2 separate regions of the Homo sapiens genome follow, and region 2 is linked to region 1. A link is a loop called in an ENCODE intact Hi-C map of the cell type or tissue named here. Cell type or tissue: IMR-90. All regions are shown on one strand. Region 1 overlaps LOC101928570 (a long non-coding RNA gene). Region 2 overlaps LOC105377862 (a long non-coding RNA gene).

Region 1 (5,000 bases):
AAAAAGTAAAAATAGAACTTCCATGTGACCCAGCAATCTCACTACTGGGTATTATTCAAAGGAAATAAAATCAGTTGTCAAAGAGATACATGCACATTCAGTTTATTGCAGCACTATTCTCCATGGCTAAGATAGGGAATCAACCTAAATGTCCATCAACAGATGAGTAAAGAAAATGTGGTATGTGTACAGAATGGAATGCTATTCAGCCATAAAAAAGAATAAAGTCCAGTCATTTACAACAATATGGAAGAATCTGGAGGGTATTACGTTAAGTGAAATAAGCCAGGCACAGAAAGACAAATACCACATGATCTCACTTATACACAGAGTCTTAAAAAGTTCATCTCATAAAAGTAGGAAAATAGAATGGAATTTACCAGAGGCTGGGGTGGTTGGCAGGAAGGAGACAATGGAGAGAAGTTGGTCATAAGATGGATAATTACAGTAAAGTAGGAGAAATAAGGCCAGGAGCTCTATTATGAAAGCATGGTGATTATAGTTAATGATGATATATTTTATTCTTAAAAAATGCAAAGAGAATGAATGTAAGTTTTCTCATTACAAAAGTAATACCTATGTGAGGCAATACATTTGCTAATTACCTAGAATTAACTATTCCACAATGTACCTATACTTCAAAACATCCTATTGGACACAATAAATGCATACAATTTCATCTGTCAATTAAAAAAATTTAACAACTCCGCTCTTTGGGGCCCGTAATGGTTTCTAAGAGTATATATAATTCCTATGCCATCATCACATATATTAATAATATTCCATTACTAATACCCAACATCTTGTCTATATTAAAATATTTCCAATTTTCCACAAACATATGATTATAGATAATTGTTTGTCAAATTAGAATCAAATTAAGTTCTCATTGTTGTGATTTGTTTCTGTTTCAACTCCAAATGTGCAGCCCACACCCTACTTTTGATGCCATTGCTATGTTGGAGAAACCAGTTCTCTTATTCAATGGAATGCTTCAATTTCCACGTTTGGATGAGCATTTCCTTTGATGTAATTAATTTTTCTTCTATTCTCCGTGAACTTGTAGTTAGATGTGGAGGAGTGATTAGATTCAGACACATTATTTGGCAAAAATACGTCCCATATGGGTGGATGCTTTCAACTTCCCCTTGAAGGATATCTTGAAACACAATGTCTTGTTCTTGTGTTTTTAGTGAATGCTGAAGTTGATCAGTGGGTACAGGTGGGGTTAACCTAATTTATACCACAAAGTTTCTCATTAACATTTCACTTAATACCTTTAGAATCCATTTAATAATTATGTCTTGGGGCCATTAGCTTACTTTGGGTGATTTTCTAATTCTATCATGCTTCTTGCATTTTTTAAGCTGAACCTTTTCTATAAAGAACAATTTTTCCTCACTTTCTATTGGTTATTCTGAAAATCAAGCCATTTAGTAATTATAGAATAAATGCTTGAACATTTTCCTTTATTTTTCAATGTTAATGTTAATGAATTGGTGCACTAGTAGTCAGCAATGCTGTCCAATAGGGACTTTTAAAAAATAATTTAACAATACAGTAATTTTATATATGATTTATTTTAATCAATTGCAATCAATATTATTTTAATAACAAAATTAGTCCAACATTACTAGTAGCAGGCCCTTCATGTTGGTTCCTAGGTTGCATGTCATGACTCTGACTAGTCATTTGAAAACTCTTCTTCCTGGTAAACTAAGATTTCCCAGGCTTGTCTTGTACATTTCTTGCCCCAAATATGGAAATAGCCATTTCTGCAGAAGTGCCTCAACATCCCTACTTAAAACAATTTAGAATGTCCTAAATACTTAGGGAAAGAAAGATAAATGAGGCAAACTCAAAACTTTCAGATTTTGAGGTCATAATATTTAATTCGGGTATTCTGTTTGATCAAATTACTCAGATAATTTATAAACACCATTACAATTTTGATAAGATATAAAAGATGTACAGTTCATTGTGTTATCACTTTGATAAACTTTTTTCAAATCCATTATTTTAACACTTCTTTTAAATAGAGTATTACCTATAGCCCCAATAATGGCAAATATAAAAAAAAAGCATGACTAGCTACTGTGTTTGAAGCAGAGATTCGTGGGGGTCCAGGCTGAGAGTGAAACGCTGAACCAGGAGACTCCAGCCTTGCCCATTGAAACATTTCTTGGCTGACCCTTATGTGAGACCCTCTAGATACCCCCTAGGGTTCTCAGGCTTTGTTGAATGTAGCTTGAAAGCAATTGATTTATATCAGTTATTTTCAAAGTGTGCTACCCAGACCTGCAACATCTGCATCACCTGGTACTTTAGAAATGCACATTTTCAGCCCTAACCCACACCCACTGAGTCAGAAATCCTGGGACTAGAACCCAGAAATCTATGTTTTAACAAATCTTGATGCACACTGAAGTTTGGGTGTCACTGCTTTTATAACAGTCCATGTTTTTCAAAGTGCCCTTTCCTATACCCACTCCTTATATTTTTATAACACCCATGGTGTGCAGATGCTATCTCTTCTTTGTAGATGGGAGACCCTAAGAAGGTTATAATTAACATTCAGGTTTTCTCACTTTTGAATTGGGACACTTTTTATCATATCATTTAACCATGATGACCTGTCTCTTCTGTCATGGAAATTCTGTATTTCAAATGCTGGGATGTATTTTTAAATGATACTTGGCAATTATGTAAGGAGAGCAAGAAATGCTTCACTTGTGAAAATTCCAGAGTTGTTGATGGAATACATATACATGCCTGTAAAACTGTAATCTGCATGCAGAAGTTACATTTATCTTGTGGGGCTGCAGGAGCATCACATGAAATCCAGCTCTGGGTCTTCACTTAGGGACAGCAGTGTATTGCTGCACACATGTGAACTTAGCTACTCCCAACATTCCCCCTTCTATTGTTTCTTAAGCAATCACCTATCTAGAGAACTGGCTGCAGGATAAAATGCCTCTATTTTAAATGACTCATTCTTGAGGCATCCTGGACTATAAGAAACACTTTAGACTTCAGTCATTCCTTGCAAGACATGCAAGAAACTGAGTTTAAAGATAAGAGTATATTTTTTCCTCCCAAGAGACAAATGGCTTGATTATTTGTTCAGGTCTCTGGAGCTGCTGGAGCAGTGGCTACGGTGTAAAGGGCATCGTGGGCAGTGAGAAGGAGATTTAGCACCCAAGGAAATGAAAAAAAATATTAGCACTGTTGTTATCTGTACTTACAAAGGAAGACCTGCATGGCAGATAACAGCATTCGAAGTTCTCTTTTCTATTTATCTTGCTTTACATCTTCTGAACAAAACCAACGTGTAGACAACTGAAGCTTGTTCTAATAACAAAATTGTTGCCTGAAATGAAATTCTTGACATACCAATCATTCTCTATAGCCAAATCATTTTTTTCATACAAAACATGTTTGAAGAACACTTTAATGAATGTTTTGCACTTAGTCATCTACTTTATTTTCTTTGCTAAGAGGTCCTTCAATAACCATAAAAGAACAAATTTTGCTGGGAGGCATAAAGTATTTCCTGGAATGTTATGAGCATAAGGTCTTCCTAAGATGTTAACGGAAACAAAAACCGATGATAACTAGAACAAAAATGACTTTGTGTAAGAGTGTTCTAAGAGAATTGCCTAATAGACTTTAGAAAGGCCAAATACTAATTAGACTCTTAACTGATGAGATAGACCATGACAAGTTTAAGGCCATAGTCTTTGAGTTTGTGGAGAGTGCCTGGAGACACATTTTAGGGAAGGAGGCAGTGACTCTGGGCTTAGCCCAGATAAACCAGTGTCTGCATGTATATTATAATTTCCCTTGAGTGAGGCACACCTCCCCGCCTTGTCCTGAACCTCACTATATCTGAACCTTTTATGCCACTGATAGAAGTCAAATTTTGCATGAGCTATCCTTGAGTAGAATAAAATTTTTTAACACTATGGTTAATATCAGCTTCTTTTCTGAGAGCAGGTGTTGGAAACCAAATGGAGTATGAAACAGGGAGTTTATATCTCCACTTAGTTAGACTGCCTTCTGAAATACCTGTAGAAAGAATTTAAAAAGCAAGCATCTATCAATACAGTCACTTGTAAAATAACGTCCAGTGAACTTTACACAAAATTGGTTAGAAACAGAGGCAATGAACTTGCTCTTCTGTCTCACCTCATGCCCTGCCAAGGGCAAAGGCTGTGGTTTGAATACAAAGAACAGTTAAATCAAGGGCTTATTTACTAGATATTTTATTTTACTTCACTTACAATGTAGGTTCTACGAAGCTGGATAGATTGACTCTATTTAATCATATTTGCCAGGAGTTTTTGCAGTTACTGTTTTCTCCATCTCGTTTTTTAATTAACTTTATTTCTTTTTAAAATATATTTTCATATTTCAATCACTACTCTTCTTTATAATTATATCCTTATTGTGATTAAATGGGCTTATTTTATTGCTGATTTTATGTCTAATCACTAGAATTGAAAATTTTGTTCTTCAAATGCCTTTTAACATTCAAATATTGTTCTTACCTAATTTTGTAATACTCAAGCATTTTATTGTACTTTTGGTTTATTTCAAGCTTAAATATTTTGTAATGTCTTCCTGATTTCCACTTTAGCTTATGAATTATTTAAAGTTAACATTTTAGCTTTTGAATGTTATATTTTAGCAAACATTTTGTTTTGAATTCTAATCACACTGAATTGCAGGCAGTGAACATGGACTCTATGATACTGATTTTTTGGAGAAAATTCATGAGATTTTGTTTGTGATCTAATAAATGTATAGTGAGTATTTTATATCATTCTTGTTTCTTTTTATTAATGTTATTTGTATCTCTGATTTCCCATCAATAACTTTTCCTTGAAGTATATTTTGTCCAATGAAACTGGATTTTATTTACTATTTGTGCAATATAATTCATTCCAGTCTTTATTCTCATCAGCTCTATATTATTTACTTTTAGTTTCATTAGTTAT
Region 2 (5,000 bases), 270 kb after region 1:
TTATGTGACCCGGGGTGTGAAAAGCACTGGAAGCAAAATTGAGTTCAATTGAGCAGAAGATAATAAAATCTGTGAGTTTCCAGATGAGAAGGGATTTGCTCTGGCCTTTCATTTATAACTGCAATTATGGAAGTATTATCACAAACAAAAGAAAATGATTTTCAGTAATCAGACCTTCTGTAGAAAAGTATCAGAACTGGCTAGCCAGAGTTCAGGAAGTACAGAGGCAGTTGCAATAGGATATTACAGGGGTAACAGATCCATGCACATTGCTGAAAAGAACGAAATTGAGATAAGTGGGTGATTTAAAACACAAACAAAGCAAAAGTGAAACTATTTCTGATAATAGGGAAAATTCAAGGTAAAATAAAGCAATTAGACACATATTACCATTTTAAAACCAATAAATTCTGAACAATATTTGGTGGCATATGTTGCAATTTCTGAAGTAAAGGTGGTAGAACAGCTCTTCAAATAACTAATGGGATGAGACATGACATCTTGTATAGTGACGTAAGCTTAGTCTCTGAGATTTTGTTATAGATAAGATACCAAATTCCTCCATTGGAATAAACCAATTTTCTAAGCCAGTAGTCAGCAAAATACAGCCTGCAGGCCAAATATGGCCCACTGACGGTTTTCATAAGTAAAGTTTTATTGTAATAGAGCTACACTTATTGTTTATGAATTGTCTATGACTGCTTTTGGAAAGCAAAACAATAGCAGAGTTGAGTTGTTGCAGCAGAATTGTATAGCCTGCAAAGCTGAAAATATTTACTATCTGACCTTTACAGAAAAACATTTGCCAATTTCTACTCTATGCCAAAGTATATTTTGATTTTTTCCGTCATTATATTAGATAGAAATATTAGGACACAAAAAGAAACCACTAACAGGGTTTCACAAAATCTTTCTCTTATTATCATAAGGTCCCCCCCCCAAAACTCAGATATTACTCCTTCCTGAAGGTAGAAAAGAAATCCAGGCAGTTGTGAGTCTCTGAGTTGCCTTGCTCATGTTAAGGACAGACAGATAGAGTCAGTGCACACAGTTTAAGGCTGAATTCTGCGGGGAAGTACCAGATCCTAAGAACCTGACAACTGGACTAAGTGCCCTAACAGCCTATTTTTGAGCCCGAGGGGATAGATGTTGTGGTTTAAGAACCAGATTTGTTCACAGTCTCCTGGGATTTAATCCCATTATTTCTTGCTGGGAAAAATACTTGCTCAGGCTATATTACAGCAACAGCAATGACAACAAAAGCATTTTCCTAAGGAGAGAAGAGCAAATAGATAGAGGCAGGACTCCTGAACAAAGACATGGCATTTGCAAATGTGCTCGATACGTCCTTAACACAAACCTGCAAACATCTTTTTCCTTTGCATGTTTTTTGGGGTATTTCATGTCATCTTTTTAGAATACTCAAATGACAGATAGGACTAGCCAGCAAGTTTGCCTAAGCAGGAGAAAGTAAAACTCCTATAATGTTGCTCACATAATATTCATTGTATTACTTTTCTTGGAAACAAAACTACAATTTTATTCAGGGTGGCAATATACATAGCTGAAACACAACTTTTCCCAGATACCTTTGTGTTCTGGGCCAGGAGCTATAAGGTGAGATTAATAGATAGGACTCTGAGGGAAATTCATTAGTGGGAAGACAAGATACCTGATAAGCACTCTTTTTAGCTCTTCCTCCCCTACGGTAATTCTTGCTTTAAATGTAAATGTAATAGTTGTATTTCCAGAAACCATCTGGGACCGTGAGGTACCTTTTAGTGGGAGGAGAATAATAATATTTTAAGGTTGACAAACTGGATATACAGAAGAGACCTGAACTCCCGGGGTACCCTGGTGTTGCCGTACTTTATGTTATTTGAGAGAAAAGTAACTCTTTAAACCTTATTTAGGCCATTGTTATTTGTATTTTATCTTATATGCAGCCCCCCAATCATATTCTGAATATTACAAATAAAAAAGTCCTAGAGAATTGTCCACAATAACTCCTACCAAACCCTTTTAAAAGAGAATGACCAGCAAATGTATCTCATCAAGAAATACACACACACACACACACACACACACACACACACATTTGTCTACCTAGGAATACAAAACACAATAAAAAAAGACATTATTAAATACAAACAAATATTTATTGTAAAATAAATGTGGATGAAGAGAAGTAATGGATGACAATAGGAATAGATACTACTTTTAGTCTTTAATATTAGAAAAAGTAAGTTTAACGGAACCACTAGAAAAATACAAATAAAACGTGACTTTCAAACATTTTTAAACTTTTATGTTAAAAGTCTACATAATACTTAATGCTATTTTGAATGTATAAAAAATATTAATATTTGAATTAAAATATAAAACATGCCCCAATATCTAAAATACATACTGATTTAACTTTTCTTATCATTCATACATTTGGTTCATATACCACTACATTATAATCACAGTCACATAGCAGAAAATAATAAAATTTTCACGTGTGATAAATATAAACTTTTTTTTCCCAAATGAGGGGAGTCAACCATATGAGAAAATGGAGTAGTGCCTTTTAAGCACTATATCAAATTTAATGTTCTGGTTAGAGTGATCTTAAATTTGAGAATAAGGCAAAGTAAGACAGAACTGAGCATTTAGAATGCTACAGAAAAATAATAGGAAATAGTTTATGTTTAAGCTCAATGACTTATTTTTGATCAGTGATATTCTTATTTGAACACTGTGTTTTTACTATAGAAGAAATACTTTTGAAAGAATATGTTTATCCCCAATATTATTTGCTTACCATGTGGTACAGTTCATGTAGGAAACACAAGATAAATCTTGCTATTTTTCCTTTATTTACTGAGTTTTCAAGAGAATGTATTGATTTCTTATCATCTTCAAAAGGTAAGTGTGTGTAGACAGGTAAATATAAATACACACACACACTACATGTATATACAATTATATATATACAATTATATATATACACAATTATATATATATACATATATATAGTCATTTGTTTAAACATATTTATTGAGTTCCAACCTATTATAATTTCCTATTCACGTGAAAACTTAAATTGGTCTATATGTGGCCACTGGGCCCTCTTCAAACTGGCTAGACTTGGTAACCCTTTGATATTTTGATATGTCTGTAGTAGTTTTCAATAGGTTCCTTGTCATTTGGGATAGATCTTCCAGGTTCATCCTTAACATTTCCTGCCACAGACCAGGTTCAGACAATTCTCAAAAATGTCCTGATATTTCATGATATTTAATAGGAAACATTATTTTAGAAACTCAACCAGAGTAGTCACACTGATTTTTTTTTAAGTAACTTATTTAATGTAGATTTTCCACTTGGTTTAAACCATAAAATGGTGTTATTATTCCTAATAAATGCTACTAATTGTGCTTTATTTTCCCAAAAAATCACTATAAAATTTGTCAAGCATACAAAAAATGATAAACTATATAGGGACCATTCATTATCCCTTTATCTAGATTCTGCCATCAACATTTTACTGCATATATCATCATCTAACCATACCATTATCTATCCATCAACACTCCCCAAATATCCGTTCTTATAATTTTATTTACATATAGCTTGCATAACATAAAATTCCTTCACTATAACTGTACAGTTTGCTGAAATTTAGCAAATTTATACAATTATGTAGCTATCACTACCATCTGGTTTTAATTATTATTATTTTTAATTGCCAAAAAATTGTACATTTTATCATGTACAAAATGTCTGACATATGCATATATCATGGAATGGCTAAATCGAGCTAAATAATATATTCATAACCTCACATACTTATCATTTTTTTCTGGTAAGAACACTTAAATTCTACTGTGCTAATGATTTTTAAGAATACAATAAATCGTGTTAACTATTGTCACCATGTTATATAATAGATCTCTTGAACTTAGTCCTCTTATCTATCAAAAACTTTGTATCCTTAGACCAACACCTTATCCAGCCCCTGGTAACCACCATTCTAATCTCTGTTTCTGGGAGTTCAATTTTTTTCAGATTTCTCATGTAAATGAGATCATGAGGTATTTGTTTTTCTGTGCCTGGGTATTTTGCTTAACATAACATCTTCTAGGTTGTCACAAATAACAAATTTTGCCCACTTTAAAGGCTGAATAGCATTTCATCGTGTATACAGTCAACCTTCTGTATCTTCAGGTTCCATGTCCACAATTGAACCAACCCCAGATCAAAAATATTAGGAAAAAGCATTTAAAAGTAACAATAAAATAATACAAAATACAAATTAAAACAAGTATAACAACTATTTACATAGTATTTATATTATGTTAGGTATTATAAATAATATACACATAATTTAAAGGAGAATGTCCCTAGGTAATATGCAAATATTACACCATTTTTATTGATAGATAATATTAATACATGTGATACAGGGTACTTGTGATATTTGGTGACATGCAAAGACAGTGTAATGTTGAAGTCAGGGCACTGGGGTGTCCGTCACCTCAAGTATCTATCATTTCTATGACCATACTCTCTTATATAAGAGACTTGAGCATCCACAGATTTTGATATTCCAGGGGGTCCTGAAACAAATCTTTTTTGTATGCCAATAACAATTGTATTTACCACGTCTTCTTTATCCATTTATCTATCGATGGACACTTAGGTTGATTCCATATCTTAACTGTTGTGAATGCTGAAATAAACATGGAAGTCTAAATATATCTTTGACATACTGATATTATTTTCTTTGAATATGTACTCAGTAGTGACACTGCTGGATCACATCTACTTCTATTTTTAATTTTTTGAGGAACTTTTATACTTTTTTTCATGATGACTGTACCAATTTTTATTCCCACCAACAGTGTACAAGGGTTGACTTTTCTTAACACCCCCAGAGATATTTGTTAACTTTGGTCTTTGTAATAATAGCCATTCTAACACGTGTGAGGACGTCTAATTGTTGTTTTAATGTG

Evidence for each region. Hi-C counts contacts between places; a loop is a spot of excess contacts. Peaks named below come from ENCODE experiments on the same cell type or tissue, not always from the same donor. Only the 100,000 strongest peaks of a DNase experiment are listed, where the experiment ranks them.
Region 2: a loop joins it to region 1, with 1.9 times the contacts of the local background. A loop is called at or near these places in 2 of 110 quality-filtered maps.

The regions. Positions count from the first base shown.
Region 1 is chr6:77,291,431-77,296,430 of GRCh38, reverse strand. The region is part of intron 1 of LOC101928570 (a long non-coding RNA gene); the gene reads left to right. Among named protein-coding and RNA genes, the nearest start is that of HTR1B, 170 kb to the left of the region's middle. In IMR-90, no CTCF peak of the experiment used is centred here; a DNase peak (open chromatin) is centred at 3,000; H3K27ac peaks cover 720 bases.
Region 2 is chr6:77,022,081-77,027,080 of GRCh38, reverse strand. The region is part of intron 2 of LOC105377862 (a long non-coding RNA gene); the gene reads right to left. Among named protein-coding and RNA genes, the nearest start is that of LINC02540, 430 kb to the right of the region's middle. In IMR-90, no CTCF peak of the experiment used is centred here; no DNase peak of the experiment used is centred here.